Linked DNA regions of Mus musculus: region 2 is linked to region 1. The links are chromatin loops, found by intact Hi-C in ENCODE. Cell type or tissue: heart. All regions are shown on one strand. Each heading gives the region's core, and the rest is flanking DNA. Links, peaks and the distances in the headings are about the cores only.

Region 1 (15,797 bases), core at 6,110-10,109:
ATGTGTCCCTAAAACAGAAGTTCTACCTGCTCAGCATGGTCTTTCACCATGCAAAATAGATGCTAAATGAAGCCAGCTTTGCTATAACCTCCCAGCTGTGTTGTCTCTCCCTCCTGGGGATAAAAAAAAAAGAAAAAAGAAAATATAAAGAACATTTGTTTAGAGTAGATAATAATTTTTTTTTAATAACTCTGACAGTGTGGGAACTAATAGGGTCAGGGGAAAGAGAAGGAAGGGAAGATAGCCTACTTCCAGCCAGATTTCCTCCTATACTCTGGGCAGGCAGATGTGGGAGGGCTGCCAGACGCTTTCCACTTGGCCCTGGGTGGGCATCTAAGCCACTGACCCCACTCGATAGGGGGTGGACAAGGAAGGGGCAGCCTCTGAAACCAGGGGGCCCCAGAGCGACACCCTGTAGCCCTGGGGTTATGGGAGAGAGGGCTGAGGGAGAGAGGTTTCCACGCAGGTGAGAGTAAGCGCAGTGGGCCTTGATGGACAGAGACAGACAGACAGACAGACACACAGAGAGAGAGAGAGAGGGAGAGAGAGAGAGAGAGAGAGAGAGAGAGAGAGAGAGAGAGAGAGAGACCCCAGCCATGGCTAAGAGGAGAGAAGGGGGAAAAGGAGAGAGAGAAGAAAGGCTAGAGAGGAAGAGGGAAAGAGAGGGAGAGGAGAGAAGAGAAGAGAGTAAGGGGAGTAAGAGCAAGAGAGTGAGGAGGGGCCAAGTAGCCCCTCTTATGGTATGCTGTTATCTTTATTGTTGCTAGGTAACTGGGGAGGAGTTTAGCATGAAGGTCAGAAGCTTGGGACATTGTCTACTTGACTTCTAGCCATGCTTCTTTTGTGGGGGCTGAGGGGCCAGTAACTTCCACAGGAGCCCTGGTTCCAGGAGACATGAGAGAACTCCTTCCATCCCATGTAGGTGATCTGCATATAGTTCAATGCCCCATATGACAGGAAGTCTTTAAACTTTTAAAATTCACTTTATATCCAATTGCTGCCCCCCCTTTCTGATCCACCACCCACACAGTCCCTTCCCTATCCCCCTTCCCCTTCTCCTCTGAGAGGGTAAAGGCCCCCCTGGGTATCCCTCCACCCAGGCACATCAAGTCTCTGCAGGGCTAGAGCGTCCTCTCCCACTGAGGCCAGATAAGGCAGCACAGTTAGGGGAACATATTCCACAGACAGGCTGCAGCTTTACGGACAGATCCCACTCCAGTTGTTGGGGGACCCACTTGAAGACCAAGCTGCTACATATGTATGGGGCCAATACAGTTCTTAATAGCAGCCTTATAAATTTCTGTATATCGTGCTAGGTAACTGATACAATAAAATAATAAATTTAAGAAAGCTTTGTATTACTTTACTGAAGAACAGTAAACCCAAAGACTAAGACATTTGGGGCTCTCAAGGGGAGACTTAGGAGTACTATGTTACGGTTAGATTCCACTGTCAGGTGCTGCTGAGCAGTTTAGTTTACCCAATACCCTTTTCTTTATTTTTCATATGTAAAATTGAATGATAAAAGAACTTACATGATTGTTCTTGTGAGAAGAAACTAGTTAATGCCTGTCACACTGTGGCTATTTAAAAAAAAAACAAAACAACAACAACAACAACAAAAAACCTTGAGCTAGGAATGGATTTTATTTTATTTTTCTTTTAACAGGGTTTTTTAGTGTGGCCAAGGCCTGAATCTCACTATGTTGATTAAGATGGCCTCAAACTCTCAAGTGCTGGGACCAGCTTTAGTTTTTATATTTATGATATTAAAAAAATGGGAAGGTGAGTGACAGATTAGGGGTCCACAAGGCCTAATGTTGTTGCTCTGTATAATTATTTCCCAGAAAATGCTAGTTTCTGGGAATGTTTATGCTATTGTGAGTATGGTAGTTTGCCAATGAATGTTAGAATGAAAGATAGCTGTTAGATGAGAACTGGAGTTAGAAAAGAATGATTGTGGATACTACTGACTAGAGAAGGAAGTCACAGTTGTGACTACTGGTGATTACTTACAAGGGGAAAAAAAACAAAGCCAAACAAAATGAAAGTCAGTAACATTGTAGAAGTAGCAAAACCAGTGGAATCCAGAAGGACTTCCTCTTTTGGAAATGGGGTTAGGAATGTTTTAGGGTCCTCTATCTTTCTGCTGTGTTTAAAAAGTTAGACTCAAGAGTGATGTTGAGCTTTATAGTAGCTAGTTATTATAGTTTGCTAGGATAAAAAAATTTCAAGTACTGTCCCATGTTTTCAAGATTAATTTTAAAAAATGTTTTAAAAGTGTGTGTGTGTGTGTGTGTGTGTGTGTGTGTGTGTGTAATATGAGTACATGTGCGTATGTGGGTTATGGAAGTCAGAGGACAGCTTTTGTGTTGGTCCTCACCTTTGACCATGTTCACTGCTTTGTATTGGGGGCCAGCTGACCCATGAGCTTCTTGGGGTGCTGCTGTCTCTGCCTTCCATCTCTCTTTAGGAATTTTGAAATTACAGACACATAAAACATGTGTCAGTTTTGCAGAAGTTCTGAGATTTGAACTCAGGTCTTCATGCTTGTTTGGCAAGCCTTTGGACCACCTTTCTAGTTTAATGTTCTGTATTTAAGATCAGCACATGAATAATAATTCTTTAACTTATGGGTATTGCACATGCACATATGCTTGTATATCACATTTGTGCCTGGGGCCAATGGAAGCCAGAAGAGAGTGTCAGACCCCTAGGAACAGGAGTTTCATTCAGTTATTTATGAGTTACCATGAAGGTGCTGGGAATTGAACCCAGGTCTTCTAAGAAGAGCAGCTAGTGCTCTTAACCACTAAAAGACGACCTCTTTGGTCCCCTAGTGTTATGTAGTTAAAGATCTTATTTATTTACTTATTTTTTGTTTTTCTGTGTATGTGAGTGCATGCACACATTTATACAGGCACACAAGTGAGTTTGCAAAGGCCAAAAGGAGGTTAGGTTCCTCAGAGTAATGGGCATTTACATTTACAGATCACTGGGCTTATACGCTGATGCTGGGATCTGAACTTTGGTCCTCCATTTGAGCAGCAAGTGCTCTTAACCACTGAGTCATCTCTGCAGCCCTTTTCTATAGTTTGGGAAGTAGTCCTCCATGCTTTATGTTATGAAGGAGATTTAATAAACAGTAAGAAATGCATAAGTGCTTAATTGTATTTATTTTTATAATAATCAGTAAATGCTTTTAATTAACCAACTTCACACATTCTGCCGTGGAAATTTGTGGAGATAGTAAATTCTTAGTTACTTCAAATTCAAGCCAGATTCTTCAGTATTTATTCCTATCTGCCCTCCAACTATCCTGTTTTTCATTTAGGGTGCTAGGGTAAGTTTTCTTCTTTCATTTTTATTTCCTTGATTAATGATTTCACATTTCTACTGGTTTTAAACTGTATACATCTCTAAGCTAATATCTGAATTGTAGTAAATAATGATACTTTCTGTAGTAATTGAAAGTTGCTTGAATGTTTCTAATCCGAAGCGGTCCTAATCTGAAGCAGTCCCTGGAGTGTTTAAAGCAATTCTTTTATTTCATAAATTGGTTGTTTACTTAAAAGTGATGGAAATTATTATTGGTTAAGTGAGAAATGGCTCAATGCTCTGACTTCTGCTCCTTTTCTTCTACATAGACCCTGTTGCATCTCCTGTAAGCAGTGTGTAAACTCTCCATCTTCTGGGGACAGAGTAGGAAATCCTGTTCCTATAGAATACACCTTGTGAAGATTATACATCAATAATAATAGGGTCATCTAATTTTGAAGAGCTTTATAGAAAAGAAAAAATGGAGACTACTGTGCTATTTTAGTTTTGTATAGTTTTCTTTCTTCACCGTGCATTCTTATTATATGCAGTAGTTGACCTTCCATTTTAATATTACTACTAGCTGGTGTTTGTTTTGTTTTACTTTCTATTGGTCTCTTTCACAGTAAGAGCAAGTAGTTGCAAGGTATTTAATCTATTGAATAAATAAATTGTTGGGCTTTGTTGAAAGTTTTTTTGTGTGTTGCAGGGATAAATGAGTAGTTCTTATCTGTCTTATATTCAATTCATGCTCACATTTTTTTCTTTATTCAGAGGTGGTAATTAAGCTATTCTAAATAATCTGGCAGCTATGGTGTTGGTATAAGAAATAGTAGCGTTAAGTTAAAGATGATGTATCTTTATTCTGCCACTAATGTATAACATCTTTATGATAGTAATATGCCAGAATATCATTTTTTCATCTATAAAACAACGAATGACTTCTTTATAGGATTTTGTTAGTATTAAAAAGGTAATATTTAAGCATGTCCAGCATGGTGTCTGGTACACCTAATGTTCAATAAATGGTTGTCATATTAAAAACCAGATAGCAGTGTATTTTAGCTGCCTCCCTAGTTCTCCGATTAAAGGCGTGTGCCATTACCTCCCAGTTTTAGGGTGATCTTAATAAAACTCTTGAGTCACAAAAACTTAGAATAAGAGTTAGGATATCACAATTTAAGGCTCACTCCCCTTACAAAGTTTATCTTATTCTCTAGTGCCCTTGTCAGGTGTTTATATCTCAGCTGCTGTGGAGCTTTTTTCTTTGGACAAGACATTATGATAGGTTTTCAGGGGACTTCTGAGTTGAATAAGGTTCTTCAGTCTAGTGCCTGTGAGAAATGGCAGTGGAGATAGATCGTGAAGGATGACATAGAATATGAATATTTACAGAGTTTCTGATAACAGGAACCAGGTGGGACAAAGGAGAGGAGCTGATTTGTTGCAGGAAGTCATGAATATGGATACTCCCATGAGACTGGATGAAGGAAAGTACAGGAGTAATGAAGTGAAAGTTTCCTACAGTGTGACTTTCTGTATCCATCAAATGAATTGTTAAATATCTAACTGTGATATGATCAAATTTGCATCAGAAAATTATAGGAAAAAAACAGCAATAGAATGAAACTTCTTTTCCCATGAACTTCAGATTGTAGTAAGAATGTAATTTAGTATTTAAATCAACTTAAAAATACTTTAAAAGTGGATTGGGGCTGGGGGTGGTGCCGCATGCCTTTAATCCCAGCGCTTGGGAGGCAGAGGGGCAGGCGAATTTCTGAGTTCAAGGCCAACCTGGTCTACAGAGTGAGTTCCAGGACAGCCAGGGCTACACAGAGAAACCCTGTCTCAAAAAACAAACAAACAAAAAGTGGATTGGAACACAGGCACAGAACAAGTTGCAAAAATGACTAGGCAGATTTGGCAGAGTAATTTCTAAACAGGAAAAAGTGGTCCTTGAAATTTACATTTCAAATGCATTTGAAAAAGAAATTTTGAAGAAACTAATAGTAGGTCTTGGGAAATTAATCAGATTACTACTAGTGTTCTAGAGGTAGATATGAAGAGAAAGTAAGATACAGAGAACAGAATGAGAAGTGCAGTGCAGTTGGTGTTCTAGAGAAGACAGTTCTTAATCATCATTTCTAGTGTACATCCTCTGAGAACACCATCCAGGGATATGGAAAGGCGTTCACTAGAAACAGTGGAAAGCTAAGGACACTGGGAGAAAGCAACCTTTGAGCGTATATAAAGATGAAATGATGGTTTTAGATAGATAAACTGAGTTGCTTACCACCATATCCTTTACTAAAGGAGCTTCTAAGAAACATTTCTTAAGATTGAAGGAAGCTGAACTCAGAAAGACTGAAGTACAAGAAGGATAAACGAAAAAATGGAAATATATGAGTAACTATTAGTAAACTATATTCAATTTATTTTATATTAACAGAGCAGTTACCAACTTTCATCGTCAACCGTTGCAGATAGTACAATAAGAATTTTTCAAGAGAAGCTGTAATCTTAGCTCTCTCTCAAGATTATTTTCATCTTACAAATGTCTCTGATATAATTTGAAATGAATGAATGTCTTTTTAAAAAATGTGTCTACTTGCAGGCTGCTGAGCTAATTTTAAATTTGAATAAGAAAATTTAAAATGAATCTAATGGAACTATGTTAACTGATCTTGCTCCTTAGTTATCAGTCTTTACTGTCAGTGTTTTACCATTTGAATCTGGAATTGACTGGTGAGAATGCTCAGCTTTCATTGTACGCATTAGAAGCCCGTTCCAAGTGCATTGTTCCAAGTGCATATCCTAATCCTGGAGAAGCACAGACATAATAAAATGGAGCTTGATGTTCTTCATATGGCCAAGGGCATTGCAGCAGAATATATATCATGTCCTTTATAGCTTTAGCCTCAGAGAGGGGAAGTTGCTAGAGAGTGTTCTGTTTGCTTGCTTGTTTAACTGCTGAGCCCTTGGTATTCTGTGAGAACAATATATAGAATTTTATTAGTTGCCTTTATTCAAAATCAACAGTGAGTGTTCTACTCATATTCTAATCTTTTTAAACAAACCTTTAATTGTGAACTAAGTCTCATGCTTGATTTAACATTTGTTGACTTTCCCAGAACCATTTTTTCATTCATGTACAAGTATTTGGTTGAGCCTCTCTCAGGTTCTACCACATATGTGAAATTGCTGTTAAGTAAATAAGACATAATATCTTGTGTTCAGAAAATTTTCTTTCTAGTGAAAAGCAGAAATCAAACAAGTATACAAATTTTAAAATTATGAGTTTTCAGAGAAAACAAGGTGAAGTGATAGATTAATTGATTTAAAAGATTAATTGATTGTCCTCACCTGAATGAACATAAATTGCGAAGGCCACGGGGCATATTTGACTGAATGTGGCATCCTTTTCCATATGAGAGGATATAATATTAAAATGATGGGGATTTTCATTTTATAATGATATAAAAACTACAACAGCTCTTCACAATTTAAATGCTTATCTTCCTTAACTCAGGGAAATATGTGAGAGGCCCTATCCTAATTTTTATTTTATATTTGGCTCTATAATGTGGAGAACTCAGCCCCACATTAAAACACTTGGTCACAGATGTTTGATTCATCAGCTGTGTTATGTGCTCTGTCCTTATGTATTTAGACAGTGGTGCCACTGTATGTAAAAGCAGTACTTGTTAACTTTAGCAAGATCTTTACATAAGACAAAAGATAATACCAAAGAATCTTGGTGTTTTAGATATACAAGATAATATAAAGACAGTAGCTATAGCCCCAAGCCATGTTAGAGAATTTAAACATAATAATTTCTTTAGAATAAACTGTATTTTATTGATGAGCTGATTATTTATATAGGTTTTCTACACAGTAAATTCTTTTTTCCACAATGAATTCTTTAAAAATGTATGAAAACATTGTTTGTTGTTGAAACTTTAGTGTACATATATTCTTTTCGCGGAATTTTTACTCCTGGCTTCTTTGAGAGTAAAGCTGTAGAAATCTCTGCCATGGTTTTTGTGGATTGTGAAAACAATTGAGAAGCTGTAATTACAATAGATGGGTTCTCTAACTGTCTTGTGGAGTCTTTTCCTCAGTGTCACCATAGGTAGTAAAATGTGATTGCAATGTAGAAGACTTTTCTCTCTAAAGAAGACCAGTGATCCCTTTAAGAAGGGTCATTGTGAATTTCTTGTTGTAATTGCAGAATGAGTGAGTTTGAATATGAAGGAAGAAGAGCCTAAATAGGAGAGATGCTCTGGGGCTGCCTTTCTCTACAAAAGGTAAATCAGAAAGCATCTGCTGTGGCTGTTTTACCATTTTTATTTTGTTTAAGAACAAACATAGTAGGCAGTTTTCCTTATTTGATGAGCAATGATATCAGTTTGACCGGATTTATGATACTGAAAGATTATTGGTAGGAACTCATTAAAGGGCAACATTTTGGAAATTTATCCAACTGTTCTTTTCGAATTCACACAAAATGACACAAACTGAGGCCAAATAGATAGTCAGCATTATTTCTAAGCAATCTAGCCTTTCACTGAAAAAAAAAATCTTCCTGTATTTATCCATTTCCTTTTAACTGAAAGCCTTTTTGTTAACAAGTCTTTAAGCTTAAACCAAAATTGTCCTTCCTTGTCTAAGTCTTCTCTGTCTTGAATTTTTCTTATAGATCTCTATTAAACCAAGCTTTAATAGAGACCACAACTGCTTTGTTCTTTTGAGTTTCTTTCTTTGTATCAATATCAAGGTTACAAAACTGATTGTATAGGATTTCACTCATTTAGTTATAGGTTTGATTAATAAGGTAAAAAATATTTAGCCAGACACTGGGAGCCAACCAAATATACAAATAAATAAATAAATAAATAAACAAACAAACAAATAGTTCAGCTAAAAATCTTATACTCAAAAAATAGAAATTTGTAACATTTCATGTGTTTAGTTAGGAAAAAATACTCCACCAACAGGTAGATAATGAAAATGTGGTATATATATACATAGTAAAATTCTACTCAGTTGTAAGTAGAATTTATAAAAAGGGCTTGATCTGAAAAGTATATTAGATGAAGTAACCCAGACTCAGACAAAAATTACATATTCTCTCTCATGAAGTTCCAAACTTTAAATGTTTGCATGTATAGAAAGAAAGGAACGAGGAAGAGTTGGCTTAGCCATGAAACTAGATAGGCGGCAGTCTCAGGTAGGGCTTTACTGCTGTGAGCAGACACCATGACCAAGGCAACTCTTAGAAGTACAACATATAATTGGGACAGTCTTATAGGTTCAGAGGTTCAGTCCGCTATTATCAAGGCAGGAGCATGGCAGCATCCAGGCAGGCATGGTACAGGAGGAACCCCATGCCCATGCCCACAATGACACACTTACTCTAACAAGGCCATACTTCCTAATAGTGCCACTCCCTGGACCAAGCATATTCAAACCATTACAGAGGCTACAAGGTGGGAAGAAGTGCTGAGCAAAGGGGATAGGACAAAAGACAGAAGTGACAGGAGGCAAGTGGGAAGGAGGCTACTGGAGGTGGAGGGGGCAGAAGAGGAGATGGGAGAGAAGAGAAATAGCACAGTTTGTTGGAAAACATATAAGGAAACCAGATTCTTTATAGGCTAATAAATCTTTTTCAAAAGCAGAAATATAGGCCTGTGGAAACAGCACATCAAGTGAACACCGTTAATACATAGGCTGAAATGGCTCTATGTGAGGTGATTAGTCTGAAGCGCATTCTGAATCCATTTCTTATTGATTCTTTATTGCTGTCTTTGAAGACCTAGGTAGGGTTCATTCTTTCACAGTTCTTTTCCCATAAGAGTGGAGTAAATGCTGACAGTACATTAAGTTGATTCCTTAGGAAAACATTCTTTGAATAAGGTACACCTGTGGTACAACTATCCCAGCTTTAAAAAAACAACATGGTGGCTGGGCAGTGGTTGCGCACGTCTTTAATCCGAGCACTTGGGAGGCAGAGGCAGGTGGATTTCTGAGTTCGAAGCCAGCCTGGTCTACAGAGTGAGTTCCAGGACAGCCAGAGAAACCCTGTCTTGAAAAACAAACAAACAAACAAAAAACATGGCAAGCAAAGGAAAGGAAACAAGTGTGTATTTTTTTCTTTCTCCTGTTGTCTGATTTGTATGTTAAGTCACCTGTCTGAGGCTTGATATGTGTAGCTCAGGGAACCATTTACCTAGTGTCATATGAGACCTTAGGTTCCATCTCCAGTGGCATCTTCCCTCAAACAAAAAGTATGCATGCATATATGACCTAAGAAAATTTCACCATATTACTTACACAAACAGATCCTGATAATAAGGAAACACTTCATTTGAATGTCTTTGTCTTTCTGATTTGTTTTGGTTTTTTTCTCATAAATTGTGACCAATCTTTAGATTTACTTAAAGTAGTTAATTGTCATGCTGGAGTTGAACCCAAGACTTGTACATAATAGGCAAGTGCTTTACTATTGAGCGTACATCTTTAGTCCCCAAATTTTTAAAGTACATTTTATGGGATAGTACTGAAAGCACTTAGCAATTTCACAAAATGACCTCGTTGGTGTCTTAATTAGGGTTATTCTTGGTGTAATGAAACACCATGACCAAAAGCAAGTTGGGGAAGATAGGGGCTCACCCTTCCACATCATAGTCCATCACTGAAGAAACTCAAACTGATGCAGAAGGGGTGCTGCTTAGTGACTTACTCATCATGGTTTTCCCAGTCATTTTTATAGAACCCAGGAATGAGACCGCCCACAATGGGTCAGGCCCTCCCTTATCAATCATTAATTAAGAAAATGACCTTCAGCAGGGTGTTATGGACGCATTTTCTCAACTGAGGTTCCCTCCTTCAGATAATTCTGTATGTCAAGTTGACATAAAACTAGCCAGCGCAGCTTGTTGAGTCCATCATTTTTAACATCTGATGTGTTTGAGCTAACTAGAGGCTTTTTTCTCCATTAACTATTTTAGTATGTCTATGATAGCTTTCATGCTGCTAGCCTAGTTCTTTGAAATGTTACCCATTAGAAATATGTTTTTAAAAAGTTTTAGTACATCAAGACAGTATCTAATAAATTAGATACTAAAGAAATGCATACTTTTATGTTTTTAAAGAATTCAGCAGTGAAGGATGTTAAAGTTTGTGGCTCAGACTTTATACTCTTCCCCATATAAACATTTTCTGTCTTGGAAAATTTGTTTTTATGAAAGGATAAATGGTTAAATTTTCTGCCCTGGGTGTGAAGACCTAGATGGTTGGAAATGAATATGAATGATAGTGAGTGAGTTAGCCTGGGTTCAAGACTCTCCTCTCCTTGTATAATAAAGACTCTTGGTTACCCCTTGGTAATGTTGCATGTAACAGAAACAGACCTGCCCAACTTGATACTCTGCATCTTCTTTAGACAGAGGATACCAGCCAGCAGACTCCTTTCAGAAGGCTAGTAAGCTCCTTAGATTTTATTCTATTACTCTCACTCGGATTCCAAAGAGTAGAATAAATCCCTGCAGTTTTTCACATATCTCTCTGAAGTTTGACGCTGTAAATCAGTGTTCACACTTTACACTGTTCAGAATCTTATAGAGAATTGATTTCAGAACATATTTCTGGAACCTCCGCCCTTAGAGTTTCTAATTTAGTAGATCTGATGTAGGACCCAAGAATTTATATTCTAAGTTGGTGTTGATGATAGTGCTGACCCAGCTACTATCTCTATGACTACAAACACTTTAATTAGGCCAAAGAACAGCCATAGCACATTAATTTAAGGAAACGAGGCACATTCTTTAATTCAGAACTTTAATAAACTGTTAGTCTCTCTGGGTGCTGTTTACTACATTAAGGGAACCCCACCCTTACTCCCATAAATATTGACTTAATTTTTTTTCTCTTTTCAACTTCTTTATGTATGTGTGTGTGTATATATATATATATATATATATATTAGGTATTTTCCTCATTTACATTTCCAATGCTATCCCAAAAGTCCCCCATACCCCCCCCCCACTCCCCTACCCACCCACTCCCACTTTTTGGCCCTGGCATTCCACTGTACTGGGGCATATAAAGTTTGCAAGTCCAATGGGCCTCTCTTTCCAGTGATGGCCAACTAGGCCATCTTTTGATACATATGCAGCTCTGGGGTACTGGTTAGTTCATATTGTTGTTGCACCTATAGGGTTGCAGATCCCTTCAGCTCCTTGGGTACTTTCTCTAACTCCTCCATTGGGGGCCCTGTGATCCATCCAATAGTTGACTGTGAGCATCCACTTCTGTGTTTGCTAGGCCCCGGCCTAGTCTCACAAGAAAGAGCTCAACTTCTTTAGTCAAAACATTTTTCCTAAATTTGATGATTGCCTTCCTCTAATTTAACAGACACACTAGCCCCTGCTGTTAGGCTGGAGGTCACTTTTGGATTAGTAGAAATTTATTTTACTTGAAACTTCAAGCAAAGATAGATTTTTAAAAACAATTGTGTTTTTTTTTTTTTTTTTTTTTTTTTTTTTTTTTACTAAGATACCACAATTGCTTGCACAATTGAAACTTTTTAAATCCGTCTGAGGTCAGTACAACTTTTGGTGAGCCATTACCAGCTGTGTCTGTTGCTATGGAAACTCAGCAGGGACTAGCAGTGTTATAGTTGTAAGGACCACACCTGGCTTATTTGCATCCAATTTAAGTTGAGAAAATTTCTAAAAGAATAAAAGGTCTCTCCTGTGCCAGTGGATAGCAGAAGGAGCTTGTCAGTTTGTAGCCTTCAGGGTGAGTGGGTTTTTCTCTTCCTGGAGGCTTTTAGTGAATATGTTAAAGCTCATGTTTGTTCTGTGTGTTCACATGTGTCAATGTTTTGCTACCCTTTTTGTGTAAAGTGATCTTTTTTGTTTAGGATTTTATCTTTGGTTTATACTTTTAAATTTTTAAAGTGTTTTCCATTTTCATAGAGAACTGAAAAAAGAAATCACATTTTCAAAAAGAAAAATCTAATTTCTCATTTGTGCTCAACCTGTAATAACATTTTAGTGAGTTCTTGCTGCTATACAGGCTTACAGGTGATCATAAGCTGATATCTCTCTTTCAGCATTAAACAACACACACCAACACCAAATCTCTCATACTCACCATTCTCACCAAATGACCAAAATTCCAATTAAATTTTGGACTTAAAAAAACTAGAAAACTACTTATTTTTATGCGTTTCCAGCCACACTTGGGGAATTCTTACACTTGACTAGAAGGACACTACAGGATAAAACTCTGGAAAACATTCTAGAGAGTATGATAATTAAATCCAGTCTTCATGATTCAAGCTTGAGGCTCTTACCACATGAAAAAATAACAAGTATTCAGACTTAATTGCTCAGTTTAGTGTAGCCTGAGTTCTTTATTTTTAGTTTCATTGGCTTTTATAACTGTTAGTGCCTTGGCCTCCCCAAGTCACCATGTAGCTACCTTGGTAGTGTGAGACATTGTTTACATAATGAGAACATTACCTAGCTATAGAGATTTTATAAGAAGCAATGAAATAACTCATCTTAAAATATTCTGAAATATATACACATATGTAACTGTCAGACATACTCTAGACAGATAGGCAACTCAAGTAGCCATATTGTTCTTCTTATTGCTATAACATAATACCTGATAGAAGCAACTTTAGCAAAAAAAGCTGTGTTTTAGTTCACAGTCTAAGTATATCATGGTGATGATGAACAGTGAAACTAGCTCTAACTATGGCAAGAGTATGTGAGCTCATGTATCACACTGTGTCCAAAGTCAGGAGGCAGAAAGGCGGGCTGCTACCTGCTCAGTTTGCTTTCCTTTTCCTTTAGTACTCAGTCCATGATACCTTCACAGATATGCTCAGAGATACAGGTGTTTCCTAGGTAACTATAAGTCCAGTCAAATTGGTAATTAAAAAATAACTATCATGTAGAAGCATAATTAGTAGGATGTATCTAAGTAATTTTTATTGAACATTCTAAGCTACAAAATAAGGAAGGTAGTTTGAACTAATTACATATTTGGCTTTTAAATTTTTTAGAATAAACATGTGTGTGACTGTAGAGTATGTATAAATGCATGTTTGTGTATGTGTGTGCGTGTCCATGCCTATGGAGGCCGGAGGATGATATTGAGTATCTTCCTCAGTCACTTTCCCCTCATTTTTTGAAACAGTGCCTCACTAATTTGTTAGACTGGCTTACTAGCCATTGAGTTCCAAATTCATCCGTCTTCATCCACCTAGGTCACAAACGGAGCTACCATTTATGTTTGGTTTTTGCTTTTTTTATGCAGGCACTAGCAATCTGAATTCAGCTGCCACACTTGATTTTGTGTGCACCATTAAACTAGATTTATTCAGAATTTCATGAACTAGGAATATATGTAAACATATAGTTAAACTAATTATGAAAGAGCTTGACATTAAAATACATGGCAAGTGAAAGTCAGTGCCTGTACTAATCCCTTGCTGGTTGAGGCTGTTGGTGCTCTCTGCTGATGAAGATTCTTGACACTTGAAGACAGTGTAACAGTCAACCAGCAGTGCAGAGTCACCCACTATGTGTGCCTATTACTGACCTTCCCTATTTTCCCAATACAAAATGTGATCTGTTTTTTTTAAAGACTATTTTTAAATTAGTAAAAACTTGCATTGACTTATTTGTATCATTTCTAAACAGTTTGATGTTTGCAGTTTGGGAGCGGTGAATGCTAAAATGAAAATGAGTTTTTGGTTTTGGTTAGGAGAATGCGCCTATTAAAGAAAATCTTTAGGCAATTTTTATCCAGCTTCATGAAAGTACACCTTAAAATATATACTCCAAGGACTTTCTCTTTAACTTCATGTTCTTCAGTAAGGTCAGATTATAAAATTTGTTTTGTAAAGGAAGGAATGGGCATAAGAGAGATGCCTACCTAAAAGAGCTAAATGTGCCCTGGTGACTAGTCTAGAGTTCCCTATTGTATGTGACTTTATTCCCTTAAAGTGTTAGTTATTTTATACAGTTTACTCAGTTTTGCCTTTTTCTCTTTTTGTATTCTTAGACTGGAAAAGTAAGAAGAGCTTTCCTGCCTTTTTAATTACCAAACTACTCTCAATTTTCATTGAAACAATTCAAAGAAAGAATGCAGTCTTTCTATACCTGGTAAATATTTTCTACTAAGTAAAACTATTCCTTTAGTAGCCACTGATAAACCCAGGTGTTATGGTGATTGCCTTTTATTTTATGGATTGTCTATTAAAATGACTTATCAAATAAATAATTTTTCATTTTAGTTCTGAAGTCTGTTTAAGATTTGGTGATGTTTTGGAATGTTACTTGGGATGCCTGTGACCTAGTGAGCAATAGAAATGGAGTCGTTAGGTTTAGCATTTAGTATATCATTTGTATTTTATTATAATGAGAGAGTAGCAGTAATCCTTGATGGTAGTTTAATAGAAGCACTTTGTTACTAATAGTTTTATAAAAATAAATCTAATGGCCAGGCGTGGTGGCACACACTTTTAATCCCAGCACTCTGGAGGCAGAGGCAGGTGGATTTCTGAGTTCGAGGACAGCCTGGTCTACAAAATGAGTTCCAGGCCAGCCAGGGCTATACAGAGAAATCCTGTCTCAAAAACCAAAAAATAAAATTAAATAAATAAACCTAATGAGTAAACTGTTATTTAACATTCATTTAAACAATGATCTAAGATTAGAGAGAACAAGTGACTTGTTTAAAGATGGTCAGCTAAGTAGTAGAGAACTGAAACAGACTCCAGATCAGAATCTGTTATTGGTTTTTTATTTTTACGATTTTTTTTTTACTTTTTTCAGTTTCCTTAAATATGAAGTAATATGTCTAAAGAATAAAAAATTTGTAGTAACATTTCATGTGTTTTTATTTTCTTTTGTTATAACTTAGAGTCTATAGGAGTAGAGAAGACACTAGTTTCATGTGTTCCTTGTAAAATATTTCACTTACGCTAACAACACTGTTGGCAACTCTTTGCTGCCTGGTGTGTGTGTGTATGTGTGTGTGTGTATTTAAAACTTACCTACAAACTTTTGAGAGTATTTTGTGCCTGTTTACTGACAACATTCCCACTATATATATAAAAAGTGTAAGATTAGAGGAAATAGGGAGAAAGAAGAGAACGTATATAAATTATTTGGTCCTTTTTACAAGTTACAGTCTTCATCAGTGTTTGGTAACTACATATTTGCTGATTGTTGTGATACTCTGAAATGTGTCTTCCTGGGATTGTCATAGAGTGCACACATGGACAGAGAGAGATCTTTGTCTTTATTTATAGTTTAAGTCTTCTGGAGAAAATATTATTTCAGTATTAAAACGTGGAGAAAAGGAAAAGAACAGCACCTTGTTCTTCAGTGATGTGTTTCATTAGTTCTAGCAATCTGTAGATATTTTACCATGTACAACAAACATTGCTTTTT
Region 2 (15,797 bases), core at 4,797-8,796, 300 kb after region 1:
AATAAACAAACAAATTAATACTAGATAAGTGTGATTAAAGAGCAGTAAACTTGGTACTTAGATATGGCTCAGTGGTTAAGAGCACTGGCTGCTGTTTCAGAGGACCTGGGTTCTGTTACTCCAGTGCCAAGGAATCTGATGTCTTCGTTTAACCTCTCTGGACATCGGTGCACAGAGTTACATGCAGGCAAAGCACCTGTACACATAAGGTTTTTTTTTTCAGCCAAAATAAATTCTGAAACATTTAAAGGGCCGAGAAGTCACAGCTACCCCCCCGTTGAGTAGGTGCGGAGTCCTGGGTCCACCTGCTCTGGGAATAACTTCCCCTCCACTGAACAAGGGTAGTCTTGTGAGGTGAGAAATCCCAGGGGCTGAGTTTAAGAAACTCTGTGTTTTTGTTGGGTCCCCACCAGTGCTGTCATCATGGTGCTGTGACTTCATGGGGTTCCCAGACAAAGCTATGACCAGCAACTTCTCTTTACTGAGGGTCAACTTCTCCTAGCAGCTCTTCCCTGCTGAGCTTGGCACCTCTGCTGTGGTATAATGGGCTGTGGCTGCGGCCATCTGAGCTGTCCCCTGATAACCTAGGCTTGCCCCAAGAGGACTCATTGCTCCACACTAATACCTTATTTGTAAAATGAGAACGAGAACATCAGTGGAGGGGGCGGGGGATGCAGAAGCGATGCTCATGGGAACGAAAACAGATGCAGTGGGTCGGGTTTGTAGTGACTAGAGTATACAACTTCATTTCAGGGACTTTATGAGAATAGAAATTTAGAGCTTTCCTTGAAAAGTTAAACTCGAGGAATGGCCAAGGGATAGAATGGTTTTAGATTGAAAATCCATTCTGGAGTGAGATGCTGTGTGTTCATGACAACATTGCCCCCAGGGTTAGTCACTTTCTTTTTGCCTTGAAATTTACAGAGTAGGGCATCACGAACCACAACAGTGATGCCAGCACTTCGGAGGATTGCTAATTCAAGACCAGACTGGTCTACATAGCAAGCTCCAGGCCAGGATGTCACAATGAGACCTCTGTCAGAAAGAGGGTGCAGTTCACCTGCCTGGCAGGACTAAATGGAGGTGTTACAAGCCTTTGTAGTGTGTGCAGCCTACAGGAGCACCTACATCCCACAGGCACAGACGTTGCTCACACATGGGGGTGGGTAGGATGGCTGGGACTCCTATATATTCTGTGTCTGAGATGTGGAGTCAGCCCCAGAATTTCACCTACAGACTACAGGCAAAATGACAAGTTACCTTACCTGGGAAAACCAAATGACAGGGTGTTGAAAGGACATGAACACCACTCCATCCAAAACTATCAGATCAACAACTTATATCATAATACATTATTGGGATGGTATAGCAATACACATAAACATAAAAATGTATGAACACCACGTTGGTTCATCTCCACTGACTGACTTAGTCCCACCACTGGCCTGATGCCTGTGATTAAATTATCAACTAAATGTTGCCATCTGCTGTCCATGGTGTGAATTACATTGGCAGTTGTACGGGGCTTCATTCTGTTTTGTAGTCAAATCAGTACAGGGTCCGCAGTCCGACATCTGCTAGGTCTCTAGTACTGAAATTATATCACCTAAAGTGAACTTTGGTAGCAAAATTTTTGCTGTAGTTTCTAAAGCTGAAACTTCCAAAACACCATTCCCTTGTGAAGACCAGAAATTAAGAACCTCCCAGTTGGGACAGGAGGATCTTGACACTCACTAGAAACAAAAGGGTCCATGACTGACTGCCTCAGCAAAGTGTCTGACGAGGGAGACTCACAGCGATAATGGCAACCCAGAGCTTGAAGGGAAGGCCTCAGCATCCTTTGCCTTAGCCACCACATCCTGACAGGACAGGCATCCATCTGCCCACCAAAAGCAGAGTCAGAAGGAGGCAGGTCTCTGAGTCCCAGTCATCCACTGCCCCACTGCAGCATACTCTCCCTCGACACTGGGAGTCGACACCAGCTGAGTCGGTCTCTCTTCTTCTACAACTATAATATAACCAGATGTCTCAGAACATTACCCAGAGATCAGCAGTACTTCTCTTCTTATGGTTTCCATACACTCATATATGGAGACAGGGGTGGGTTGGAGTGGCCCAAACTATTGGAGAAACCCCTCCCGTGCTTGGCCTTGTCTATCAACCTGAAAGGCGTTTTCCGTTTCTTCACCCTCCCTTAATCATTACGTGGCTGCTGTCCTTCTTGCATTGTAGTGGGAATTTAGAATAAAACCAGGCACCAATCTGGAATTATACATATTTATAAATATGTAATCTGGAAGCAGGAATGATTCCTGGTGTGCACTGATCACAAAAGTAATTAGCAGAGTATACATAGTAGAGAGAGCAGCCTCTGACTGTTAGTTATGGGAAGAAACTAAATCACCTTCATCCTCATATAACTAACACAATCCGTGGTGGGATTGGTAGATACTTAACACACACATCGGCCTGTTTATATGAATATTCAGTGTTGGGGGAAATTCTGGCATATGAACCACGCTGTTGGTGGAATTTTCCAAAGTATTAATCCAATGGAGGGGCTTTAATAATACCTCTGCCTGATTTCATTCCCAGCCTGTGATTTATTGCTTTGTTTGTGACCAGAGAGTGGATGGCCATTTTGCCTTTGGTCTGTGAAATTCCCTCCAATTGTTAAGTTGCCTCGCAGAAGGCCATGAGGTGAAGGCCTTGATCCCCACAGACGTAGTTTTTCCTCCTAATGACAATGAAGTCATTCTTCCTGGGATGGGAGGTTTCCTGTGATATGAATGTCTGCCCCGACTTCTCAGCTCAAACTCGTGGTCTTCCTTGTGATGAGGTGAGGGGGTGGGAACAGCAGGCCTGTCTCCTCTAGGCCTGAGGTAAGTGGTACGGCACCAAAGCGGTGATGGCTTAATAGCCCACCCTCTCTTCTCCCTCCTCCCTCCGCCCTCCTCCCTCTAGCTCACTTGGTCATTTTGGTCTGTTTGTCCTGTAGAAATCACCATCCGGCGCCAGCCACCCACCTAAAATCAAGGTGAAGAGCTCACCCCTGATCGAGAAGCTTCAGGTATGTGCAGAACACATCCTGCTTCCCACACACTCCCGTGACATGACATGACGTGACGTGACGTGACGTGACATGTATGGTGCTGCCCCTTCCTTCCTGTTATCACATGGTACTTAAAAACAAAAACACAAACAAAAAGTATGGCCTGGGCTTAACAGTGCTGTTTCTCAGCTTGTGAGTTTTCTATACATCCAGTTCTGTCCTTCAGAGATTCTCAAGGCCATCAGTCTTGCCTGGGGGCGGGGTGGGGGGATATTGTGATTTGGGGTATTTATTAACCAAGCAATGCATGAGAGTAACCAGAAATCATCTATAGAAGATTGTGGAGGTCGGACTAAAAGTTGGGACAAATAGAGGACCAGAAATGGTATTTAGATTTGCTAAAGCTCATACGGCAGCTATTAAGAGAAAGATCCTGTATTTGGAGTTGGGTATGTGGGATTTTCTGGTGCTCCATCTGCCTCTCTTGCCTAGTCCCCTCTCTGGGAGGTCCTCCGTCTGACCCGCCCAGTTATATCAGAAAGATTCTATTGTGTGGGATTGGAACTACAGAGAGCAGAAGCAAGATGTGTGCCCCTAGAGGGCGCTAAAACTCTGTGGCCTGGTGATGTCGAGTGCTTGCTTAGTGTGCAGATAGGCCAATTCAGTTCAAAGTTCTATTCCTAGCACCTCAAAAATCAGCATGGTGGAACAAGCCTGTGATCCCAGCACCCTAAAGGTAGCAAAGGAGGCTCAGAAGTTCAGGGTCATTCTAGGCTAATTAGTGAGTTGAAGGCCAACCTGAGCTCCGTGACACCCTGTCTGGGCTGTTCGCACGTAATCCCTCCATAACCTTCCTGCTCTAACATCTGTAAGGTTGATTTGGGGCCTGCCACCTGTTCCCCAGCCAAATCTGTAGATTTCTTAGGCTTTAGTTACCTTTGAGTAACTCTCCCTTTGGTCTTCGGTGTCCCTTTATATCCATGTTCATCTGGTGTCACCTGTATCGTGGTGACTGGAGGGCAGACACCCTGTAGACTGCCGTGTCCATCAGTGTGCTGTCTCTAAAGACAGAACTCTCCCTGGAGGCTCGAGAGACAAGGAGGCCTGCCATGAGCCTCAGGTGATTTAAGCCACCTTCCTGATGTGCCAGGAGACCAACACTGACCGTGTAGAGTCTCTGCAGAGGCAATAGCTGCACATGGCAGATACTATGAGCAGCAAATGCTCCTGGCTAATGGGGGGATGACATGGGTGCCAGATACTGCAAGAGCCTGAGAGGTGTTGGGTGGTGGCGACACTCCTCTGTTGTCACCACTACCACCATCATCATCATCAGTTAGGGTCTCACTATGGAGCCCCAGCTGGCCTAGACTTCCCAGACTGACCTCAAACCCATGGAGATCTGCCTGCCTCTGCCTTCTGAGTGCTGGGATTAAAGGCTTGCAGCACTATGCCAGGCCAGGGCAGTTCCATTCTTGTTGGGCGTGTCTAATAGTGAATCCACTTCATCCTGATCTGAGCATCCAAGGTGTCGGGTAGGCCATGCTTCTGGAACAGCCACAATGTAAGTGACAGCGGATGATTGGTTGGGGACATGAACACAAGCTTGCTGATAGCTACCCTCAACCAGCTGTGAAGCCAGTGAACAAACACAGCAGAAGCCCTCATCTTCTCCCCTTTCTTGGCAGGCCAACTTAGCCTTTGACCCGGCAGCTCTTCTGCCTGGGGCTTCACCCAAAAGTCCCGGACTCAAGGCCATCGTATCACCATTTCACAGTCCCCCTTCCACACCCAGTAGCCCCGGCATCCGATCCCACCCAAGTGAGGCAGAAGAGGTGCCTGTGAGCTTTGACCAGCCCCCGGAAGGAACTCACCTGCCCTCTTACAATAAGGTAAGTTACTGCTCGCTTGGACTGTGGTGTGCTGAGGAAACTTTTAAGTGTTCAAACTTTCGACTATTGTAAAAAAGACATCACCTACAGGGTTTGGGGGCCATCATCACAGAACATGAAGCTCACTATTGGTCAGCTGTTAGCTGCAGGGGTCTGCTGTCTCACAATGCCAGCTGCAGGGATGCGCTTGAAAGGAAATAAAACTTGAGACATGTTATTCATGTAATTTATGTCAAATAGCCCAAAGAGTTGTTTGTGAGCTTTGAAACCTGGGGCTAAGAACATAGCAGAACAGGCCAGGACATGCCCGGGCAGGCCCGTCATTACATGTCCTGACTGGCCTAGTGCCTCCCTATCTCCCGCCCTTCTGACAGTCTGTTGATGTTTAAATGGACCAATCATGTAAAACCTCGCCAATTCCTCCCCCAGCCCCACCCCTTTTCTATAAAAACCCCTAGCTTCCAAGCCTCGGGGTCGAAACCACTGTCTCCTGCGTGAGATACGTTTCGAACCGGAGCTCCGCCATTATGGCTCCACCATGTGGTCAACACCTCTGTCTCCTGTGGGAGATATGTGTCAGCCCGGAGCTCTGTCATTAAACTACCTCATGCTTTTACATCAAGATGGTCGTCTGTTCGTGATTCTTGGGTGCTCCGAACAGAAATTGAGTGGGGGTTTCCCCACTAGGTTCTTTCACGCTCTCTCCAAGCTCACTCTCCTTGTCTTTCACACGGGTCCTAAGGACCCAAACTCAGACGCTCACTCTTCCTCTGCAAACGCTTTGCTCACTGAACTGCCTCCGCACATTGTTAACACAAGCAAAGCATTGCCATCTTCCTGAGACAAAAATCTGCAGCTCACCAAGTCATTCTACAAACCTCCAATGAGATTCTCAACCTTCCTAAGACTGCGACCCTTTAAGACAGTTTCTCATGGTGTGGTGACCATAAATTATTTTGTTGCTACTTTATAACTATAAATTTGCTACTGTTAGGAATCATAAGGTAAATATCGGCTATGTGATCCCTGTGGGGGTCGTGACTCAGAGGTTGAGAACCACTGCTCTAGATTCTGATTTGTAATGAACAGCAAAGAACTTTACACCCTCCTAGGAAATTAAAGGAGCCTGTAGTGTTTTGTTTTTTTTCCCAGAATACATAGCCCTCCACCTGGCCTTTTAAATTTTTTTTATATTTTTTTATTAGGTATTTTCCTCATTTACATTTCCAATGCTATCCCAAAAGTCCCCCATACCCTCCCCCCCACTCCCCTACCCATCCACTCCCACTTTTTGGCCCTGGCGTTCCCCTGTACTGGGGCATATAAAGTTTGCAAGTCCAATGGGCCTCTCTTTCCGTTGATGGCCAACTAGGCCATCTTTTGATACATATGCAGCTAGAGTCAAGAGCTCCGGGGTACCTTTTTAATTTTTAAGATAATGTTCCTTCATATCTTCTTCCAGGTGCGGACTAGAGGCTCAATAAAAAGACGTCCTCCCTCGCGGCGATTCCGAAGGTCTCAGTCGGACTGTGGGGATTTTAGAGATTACAGGGCTGTGGAGCCATCTCAGGAAAACGGTGCCAGGGAAGAGAATGGGGATGACGTGTTTGCTAGCAAGAGCAAGGACCCCGGGTCCCCTCAACTCAACCAGGAGGCTATGGCAGACGGGGTGGAGGGAACTCCGTGGTCTGCAGAAAAGCCACGGAGAAGGAACACGTGTAACAGCACAGAGAAGCCAGAGGAGCTGGTCAGGACCCCAGAGGAGGCGAATGCTGGAGAGAAGGTTGGACAGAATCCAGACACAGCTAGTCAGGGTCATCCAGAGGTCCAGGCGCCATCGCAAACCGGCAGCCCAGAGGCTGAGAATGGGTGCGGAAGCCCACGGGAAGAGACAACCCCGGGAGAGCATACAGACACTGGGAAGGCCACTGAAGGGACAGCCTCTGAGGAGAGGGTAGCAGATGAAGATAGGCTCGGACAGAAAAGCCCAGACGCAAATATGCCTGAGGAGGAGGGAGTGGTCAGGGAGAAAGCCCCACAAACCTCTTCTGGAAAAGCAGAAGGTACTACTATCGCAGAGCCGGATACAAAGCAAAAGGAGGAGGCGCCTCTGGAGCCAAGCTGTAGCCCAGGGGCTGACCATGCTGCGGGAGAGATCACCAGTGAGATCCAGAATGAGAAAGCAGTCTCCATGGTAGGTGGCCCTGATGGTTTATGCTGTATCAGGACCAGAGCTGCCCCTATCAGCTCTGTATGCAGAAGCAAAGTCAACAGCGCCCTCTACCCACCACCCACCGCCACTCCCCACCCAGTGCTGACTGAGGAGAGACTGCCCTGTCTCTGTTGTGTTCTGGTCTGCTTCTAGCTGACTGGGTCAGCTTCTGGGTATGCATGCAGTGAGCCAGGATTGGCCATATCTCAGTGACTAACGTTGGCAATGTGAACTGAAGGGGAACAGGGTGCTGCTGCTGTTGGGGTCCTGAAGAGAAAGAGTCTGTGTGTAGAGAGAAGGGTAGGACATCAGGGACACTTCCAAGCCCAGGAGGAGGCTCTGCGTGATATCCACCCAGACCCAAGCAATGTCTCAGGTTGCCTCTGACTAGGGAGGTGGAACACTTCCTGGCCTTCTGTCTTAACTGCTCGCTACCTGTCTGTTTCAACTAGCTCCCAGAAATTCCCCTTAAATTCACCTGTCTGCCTTAGGAGAATCCTGGGGATGCCTTGGAAGTTCTGCAAGGACAACTCAGTGCCCTCCCCAGCCTGTTCCTGACAATTTCCTTGGCCTTGTCATCTTTATGTTCTCCTTTCCCGTGTTGGTAGGTCACTCAGCCACTATGTGCGTCCTACTACAGTAGCCTCTTGTCTGCCTTCCTCCCATCCTTGATAGGGTTCATTCTTTACACAGTAACCAAAGGGTGGGTAGACTGGTGGGTAGTTGGCTGGCTGGGTCTACTCTTGGCAAAATGTCTCACCTCTCTTATTAGGGTTTCCAGACACATTGCCACAGGCTTAGTGGCTTAAAACAATACCAATGAGCTGGGTGCGCAGCGCCTGCCTGTCGTCCCAGCACTCAATGTGAAATGGAAGGTCAATGTAAATTCAAGGCTAGCCTGGGCTACTAGTGAGTCCAAACAAAAAGGCATAGTGAGCCCGTGAAAAAGTTGAAGACCCTGCCTATAAATAAATACATAAATAAGCACATAAGTATAAATATAAATAAATAGATAATAGATAGATAGATAGATAGATAGATAGATACATAGATAGATAGATAGATAGATAGATAGATAGATAGATACATAGATAGATAGATAGATAGATAGATAGATAGATAGATAGATAGATAGATAGATAAAGGAAATGTACTTTCTCACAGTCCTGAACATCAGAATTAGGACTCCAAAGTTAAGCTGTTGATAACCTGAGCCCCTCCAGAGGGCTAAAGGAAAACCTGTCTGTGTTCTGTTAGTTGCTGTCTGCACCTCTGTGATCTTCCCTTGACCTCCCCTCCCCCAGCTTCTGGTCGGGGATCATAAACGTTTGGCAGTCAGTTGCTTGAGGATGCCTCCTCCGATCTTTGTCACCATCTCTGTGTGACCTCTGCTGTATCTGTGTCTCAGATTTCCTCCTCTCTTCTCTCTTATAAGCCACCTGTCCTCAGATGCAGGATGCGCCTTAAAGCCATGTGACCTCTTCTTGAAATCCTGCACCACATCTGTTGCACTCTGCTTTTCAAATAAGATCTTGGTGAAGGACACACACTCTCTTCCCTGGCCCTCCCCGGAGCTGGGCTCTGGCCATCTGCTGTCTGCTTCCTGCAACACACCAGATTCCTTCCTCACTCAGAGCTTCCTGCCTTTCCAGCCCCTCCCAGTGAGAACGCTCTTCTTTCTGATTCTCCTGTGACTACTTCCATCCAGCCTATCCTTCAGGTCTCAGGTGACAGCGACCTCTTCCCTAAAGCCTGCCTTGTGACATCTCAGGCAAAGGAATCTGCTCCCACCCCCCAGTTATTCTCTCCCATAATTCCACTGCATCATTCTCCTGGGGTTTTTGATGTTTGTTTAGATTTATTTATTTCATTTTATGTGTATGCATGTTTTGCTTGCGTATGTGTGTATGTGTAGTATACGCATGCGTAGTTCCTTTGCGCATGCGTAGTGCCTTTGGCGGCCAAAGAGGGCGTCGGAACCTCTAGAACCGGAGTTAGGGATGGTTGTGAGCCACAGTGCGGAAACCAAACCCAGTGACCCTAACCACTGAACAATCTCTCCAACTCCTCCCCTGCTTATTTCTATTGTCTCTTGTGCTATTCCTCTACTATAATCCCAAAACTTACAGTAGAATCTGGACTATGGTAGGTCTTTAAAAATACGTGTAGAGAGAATGAGTGGTTTTTAATCACCTCATTAGTTTCCTGAGACAAGGTCTTAGTTTATAGCTCAGGGTGTCCTAGAGCTCACTGTTAGTCCAAGAGGCCTTGAACTCAAGGAAATCCTTCTGCCTTAGCCTCTTGGGTACTGGGATGGGTGTGTGCCACTATGTCATCTGAGTGGATGGATTTTTAAAAGGGAGTGAGAACCCCTTGGCCTAATGTAAATGGCTCATAATGGTAGAACAGCAGGAACAGGAGGGGCTGCCTGGCTCTGAGGCTCCCCGCAGGCCTCATGGCCTACTAGCATACAAAGGAAATCCTTTTCCAACTGAGCCGTCCTTGAATTAGGGTTAGTCACTAGGTTTAGAATCTTCTGGAACCTGGAAATTCCACTAAATCCCCAGAAGATTACACCAAATTCCCAAACCTTTAGTCCTCTTGGAATCCAAGGAATGCTCCACCAGTGACCCCCCAGGCCATTTCCTGGGCTGGGAGGTTCCTGCCTTTTTGACAGCATCTCCTGGTCCTCAGGGGTCAGAGTCTCCTGGGCTGCTGAGTTGGCAGGACTTTGTTGTTTCAGGAGAGTCTTAGGTAAAGGGTGGCTTCCCAAAGAAAATCCAGGCAAGTGCTATGGGGCAGGCTCTCTGGTCCTCTCTCCTGTTTTATACTCTGTATTCCTAACCTAGAGAACCCTGGCCAGGGGACAAAACACCTCAACCGTACTCTCCCCGCAAATAGCAGCTCAGACAGAGAAAGAAGAGCTTCACAATCCCTGTTACCCCACCTCCTACCCCCACCCCCTACGCCCCACTCCCCCCACAGCCCTAACACACCCCCCCAACCCCCACTCACCACTGAGAGGCAAAACTTTTATACTATTTAGCCCACCCTCCTGGTTTTAGAAAGGAAGGCATGTAGGTCTGGAGATTGTCCAAGGACACCGAGCTCCAACAGTGCTAACCTATTAGGCCCCTGTTCATCAGAGTACAGTTTAAGGAGCACCTCTGCCGGGGTGAATTATCTGTCTAATCTGTGAGGGCTTCTGCTTCCTATCTTCTTTGGTCCCTCTCCAGCCTGATCCAAGATTAAAGTCAGAATGCCTCAGACTCTAGGGCAAAAGGATTCCCCAGAGGCAGAATCTTGGCACATCCCTAGGGACCCAAGCCTATCCTGGGTCTTTCCAGAATACCTGGCTGGCAGAAACAGGCAGTAAACAGTAGTAAGTGGTTTCCCATTCCCAATCTAATGCCCATTTTGGGCTTTGATTGATGGAAATCAATTGATCAAATAAATGAATTCCAGTTGAATTCATTCAAGTCAGCACTGATTAGACATCTTTATGGATGCGGGACAGACTGGGGGTTCAAAGTAGGGGTCATAGGACTTGGGACTCTGTTGATAAGGAAACACTTGCCAGGTGCCGTGACACACACATAATCCCAGCACTTGGTAGGTTGAGGCAGGCAGAAGAGAGGTTCCAGGCCATCCTCAGTCACATAGCCTGCTGAAGGCCAGCCAGGGTTACAGGAGCACACATCCACAAAAGGCAATAGGGATGTCTTCAATTCATCCCACGCTTTAATGTGCCAACCCTAAATATGGGTGGCCTCCCTTACTGCCTAACTTGATTGCTTCTCCTAGTCAGTTTTTCTTTCTCTGTTGGCTGATGTTTTTTTCTTCCACAGCAGGAGATACACATCCTGAGAGCCTGTGTAACTCTGAGAGCCTGTGTTTATCTGAGAGTTCGTTCCCCTGTCTGGGCTTACTGCTTCCTCTTTCTTTCCCTCAGGAAATGCGGTCACTAAATCTTGCCATTGGGGCCCCTTATCCCTTCTGGTTCATACGGGGGCCCCCTCCCTACACTCCACCCACACCCCATCCACACAACTGTCCTTTCCCAAGATCTCTTTCTTTTCTCCCTTCCTTGGCCAACTGCCATGCCAGCTCTGGGCAACTCCGTCTTCCTGGTGTCTGTAATCACAGCTCACTCCCTCTGAATCCCTGGTCCTCAGATCCACCCTATTGATAATCATCAAATTTCTCCTCCTTGCATCCCACTTTGCTAGCCACTGAGCTACCCCACAAACGTGATACTGCTTAGAAGTAACTCAGTTCACACTTCTGGGTTTAGGCTCCCTGGACCCAGCTATGACTATTGCCTGGGGGCCCTCTCACCATGCCTCCATCGTCTCCTTCCTGAGCATCCATGACAACCCCAGCCAAAACCACTACAAACTCAAGAACTTGCTTGTGTCCAGTCTCATCCACTAGGACGGACCACATCACAAGCCCTGAGCACATTTGTAAATGTGTTTACTTATCATCTAAACAAATAAACAAACACAGAAGGACCCAACAGTGCCATTTTTGATGAGCATTGGACAAACAGCTCCTTTGTTGTGATTTCTGTCTACGTGTACAGTCTACTACTTCTTATTTGCAGTGCTGGGGACCAAACCCAGACCTCAGGCATGCATGGCCAGGTCTCTACCTCTGCATCACAAAAGACAGTCTTTTCTTTCATCCTCTCTCTGTTGCCAAAAATCTTGACTAGTAATTCAAGAAGAATGACGTTGAATGGAAAGAGAAGGGCGAAGCTAGGCTTCAAAGAAGGAGGGTGTTTAGTAGCCGGAGTCTGAAGCTCTGGTCCCTGGGATGGAGTCCCAACTGGACCACTTGCTAGTTGTGTAACCCAGGAAAGTCATTTCTGTCTCTGTACCATAATTGTTTCAACTGTAACATAGAGTTAATACAACCACCTAACTCCCATGGGCGAGGTGAAGATTAAATGGTGTGTGAATAAGTACATCGGGAATATTGTCTGCTGGCTCACTCCTACCTCATGAATTTTTTCCTTGTCTCTCACTCTGAAGGAGCTCTGCTGAACGCTGTGTCTTTCTTCCCCGTTCACAGGATGACATCCCCATCGAGGATACCCGAATGTGATGAAGGGCTCAGGGTACCAGTGATGGGGCCACTGGAGACATCTCCTTGGAAACAGCAGCAGTAACAGCAGCAGCAGCAGTGCATGAAGCCACTGCAGAAGCAGAATACACCGAGCATCTGGAGACAGCCCAGGATGCAGGGTGGATGGTCCCCCGTAGGCTACACCAACCGTCTCCTCACTGGAGATGAGAGCTGAGGACAGTAGAGTTTTATCAACTTGAGTTTGTGTCACCTGACGCACGACTCAAAGTTAAATATATTTAAAGCAATTTGGTGTGGTGTCTGCTCCACGACCTTCCTGTTGATCCCCAAGTCTTCCTGCAGCCAACCTCCCAACTAGGCTCTTGTTGAACTTGTGTAAAGTTACGGCCTTTTTCTATCGTTCTAATGTTTTTATGGTTCTCAGACGTAACTTACAACTAATTTTAGGTAGATAAAGAAGGTAGTCTTGTGGAGAATAAGATTCCCTAAGTTACCGAGACCTGAAAACATACCAAAGCCCTCACGACGACCGTTCTGCTTGCTCCAGATGGGAATCAGCTGACCAGTTTCAAAAACTCAAAGAGATATTTATTAAAACATTTAAAGTCGTGTTCCTGCCTGCTCCAAGGACAGGAACTTTTCCCTGTCCCACACAGCCTGGCTGATGAGAACAAGGGGAGGTGATTGATCCATCTCATCCCATCCAAAGGAGAGGCAGGATTCATCCCCTCCACCCCTCAAGGTGCCACCATATGCCTGCCTTGCTCTGAGCATGGGTTGTACTCTCCTGGAAGGTTACACTTGAACAGGAAACTGGCCGGCCTCTGGGAGGGACGTTCAGTGTCCGCAGTACAGCTTACCTTCTGAGAGCGTCTCTCTTCGCTTCTCTATGAAGTTTTGTTTGTTTGCTTTTGTTTTTGTTTTTTCAAATCTCACCATGTAGACTTATATGTAGCCCAGGCTGGTTTTGAATTAGTGATCCCCCTGCCTCTGCCTCTAGATTGTGGGTATGCATCACTGTGCCTGGTTCTCAGTAAGCATTTCTCAACTCCAAGTTCTTCTCCCAGACTCAGGAGGCATGAGTTAGGGTCTCCAGCCTGTTTTCATCAGGAACTCCTGCTCAGTATCCTGTCCGGGGATAAAACAGGGTTTGCAGGAATATGGGTCGGTCTGATATCCATTCCTCTGATCACCCTCCCCTCCATGAACTCCTGCTGAAGAAATGTTAACATAAATAAATGATGAATCTTCCGGGTTGGTTCTTATTCTGAATTCAGTAGCTCTGTGTCTCAGGGTGCAGACCTGTATTCTAAAAGGGATGGTTTTCCTGTTAGTTCATTAGATCACACCAACTCTGCCTTCAGAAAACACTCTCACAGACAAAAGAGCCAATGTCACAGGTGGTACCACAATTTCTCATCCGAGTTAAAGGTTTCCTGATTCCAAGATAGTTTTAATATGTGAGACATGTTATTTTTCAAAACAAATTTTAAAGTGGTTTCTAAGTTGTCACAGACTTTTGAGCTGGTCAAGACTGACAATGTCATACACATTATAAGCTTTGAATTTTAACAAAATTCAGGAGAAAGTATATGTCTGACATTTTTTTAATCTGGGTATTGTCTACCTACTTACTTGTCTGTCACCAGAGATGTCCACCCCCTGAGGACCACGCGGTTTTATATGTGCATCTCAGTGGATTGTTTCCACACTCACAGGACTGCTTGGTGGACATGAGGCATGGCAACTGTGAATAACTTATGATTGTGTGTGGTGGGAAAGGTGTACAGCAGGAAGGGCAGGCTTAGACATAGAGGAGACTGTTCTCCTAAAGATTCTGAGCATGTTGTAGCAGACAAGAAGGGAGCAGCTTTGAAATGTAGTGACACTGTGACACCACAGGGACATGCCTGGTGATGTCAAAGGTACCTTTGTCCATTCCCCAATCCTAGCTCCTGTTACTTACGTTATTTGTTCTAGTTTATGAAAATAGCCCACTCTATTCCCGGGGGCTCTTCAGTCCCAAGAGTCCTCTTGGCAGGGTGTTCCAACAGGGCAGATGCTTTCCTGTCCTCCCCTGGCAATGTTTGCTCCCCTTTCTGAAGCAACCAAGACCAAGTGCTGCACTTCTATGGTAGATAGGGAGGACTCCACATTTGGGGGTTGTTGAGACAGGGTCTGTCTACAGTTCTGGCTGTCCTGGAGAATACTTTATAGATCAGGCGGGCCTCAAAACTCATAGAGATCCCCCTGCCTCTGCCTCTGCCTCTGAGTGCTGGGACCAAAGGCATGCAGCACTGTGCCTAGGGATGATATTTGGCTTTAAAGATCACCTGCAGCTAAGCTTGGTGACTCACGCCTGTAATCCCTTTACTAGGGAGACCGAGGCAGGAAGGTCTCAAAGACTTTGAGGACAGGATGTATGCACAAAGCTGGTCTGTGTCTTGAGTGACAGGTTTTCAGAACCAGGCAGGGAAGATCTTATTTTGTTTGGATTTCTTTAAGGGTTTGAAAGAAAACAGATTCTCCCGTAGCGATGAGTTGAAGAGTAGGGCATGCTTTCATGGCCTTTCAAGTTCAGCTTGAATTCCATACTGCATCCTTCCTCCAGGAAGTGGGGAGGTGGGAAGAGACCTCCCAGATTTAGAGACTGCGTGTTCCTTTCTGTTGCTGTGTTAAAACATCCTGAGCAAAAGCAGCTCGGGGAGGAAAGGATTTGTTTAGCTTGCACTTCCAGTTCACAGTCCGTCACTGAAGGAAGCCAGGGCAGGAACTCTGGTAGGAACTGATGCATCACAGAGGGATGCTCTTTACTGGCTTGTTCTTCCTGGCTTGCTCAGCGAGCTTTCTTTGAAGGCGCAGGTCCACCTGCCTAGGGATGGCACCGCCCACAGTGGACTGGACTCTCCCACATCAATCACAAATCAAGACGACTTCTCACAGTCATAGGTGAAAGTGGACTGGGCAATTCTTTAATTGAAGTTCTTTCTTCTCAAGGTGGTCCTTAGTTGTGTCAGGTTGAAAATAAAACATTAAGTTGACAAAATTACAATCACATAGATCAACTTCATATAGAATTAGTTAATGGGTGCCTTAGTGTTTCTATTGCTGTGATGAAACACCATGACCAAAGCATCTTGGGCAGAAAAGCATTTATTTGGCTTACACTTCTATTATCATTGGTCATCATTGAACGAAGTCAGGACAGAAACTCAAACAGGGCAGGAAACTGATGCAGAGACCATGAAGGAGGGCTCCGCCCTTCCACATCATCACTAATTAAGAAAATATCCCGGGGCTGGAGCCCTGGCAGTAGTTAAGAGCATTGGCTGCTCTTCCAGAGGTTCTGAAGTCAATTGCCAGCAAGCACATGTTGGCTCACAACCATCTGTATTAGGATTCTATGCCTTCTTCTGGTGTGTCTGAAGACAGTGACCGTATACTCATATACATAAAATAAATAAATACATCTTTAAGAAAGAAAGAGAGCGGGGCAGTGATGGCACACGTCTTTAATCCCAGCACTTGGGAGGCAGAGGTAGGGGGATTT

Evidence for each region. Hi-C counts contacts between places; a loop is a spot of excess contacts. Peaks named below come from ENCODE experiments on the same cell type or tissue, not always from the same donor. Only the 100,000 strongest peaks of a DNase experiment are listed, where the experiment ranks them.
Region 2: a loop joins it to region 1, with 5 times the contacts of the local background. A loop is called at or near these places in 11 of 42 quality-filtered maps.

The regions. Positions count from the first base shown.
Region 1 is chr1:165,944,609-165,960,405 of GRCm38, reverse strand. The region is part of intron 1 of Pou2f1 (POU domain, class 2, transcription factor 1); the gene reads left to right. Among named protein-coding and RNA genes, the nearest start is that of Pou2f1, 50 kb to the left of the region's middle. In heart, for the core only: no CTCF peak of the experiment used is centred there; no DNase peak of the experiment used is centred there.
Region 2 is chr1:165,646,646-165,662,442 of GRCm38, reverse strand. Rcsd1 (RCSD domain containing 1) reads left to right here. Exons shown (of 7, transcript NM_178593.3): 4 at 2,999-3,070; 5 at 4,741-4,944; 6 at 6,407-7,138; 7 at 12,233-13,498. The coding sequence ends at 12,265. Among named protein-coding and RNA genes, the nearest start is that of n-TPcgg2, 12 kb to the right of the region's middle. In heart, for the core only: CTCF peaks have their summits at 7,229 and 8,747; DNase peaks (open chromatin) are centred at 6,751 and 8,752; H3K27ac peaks cover 945 bases.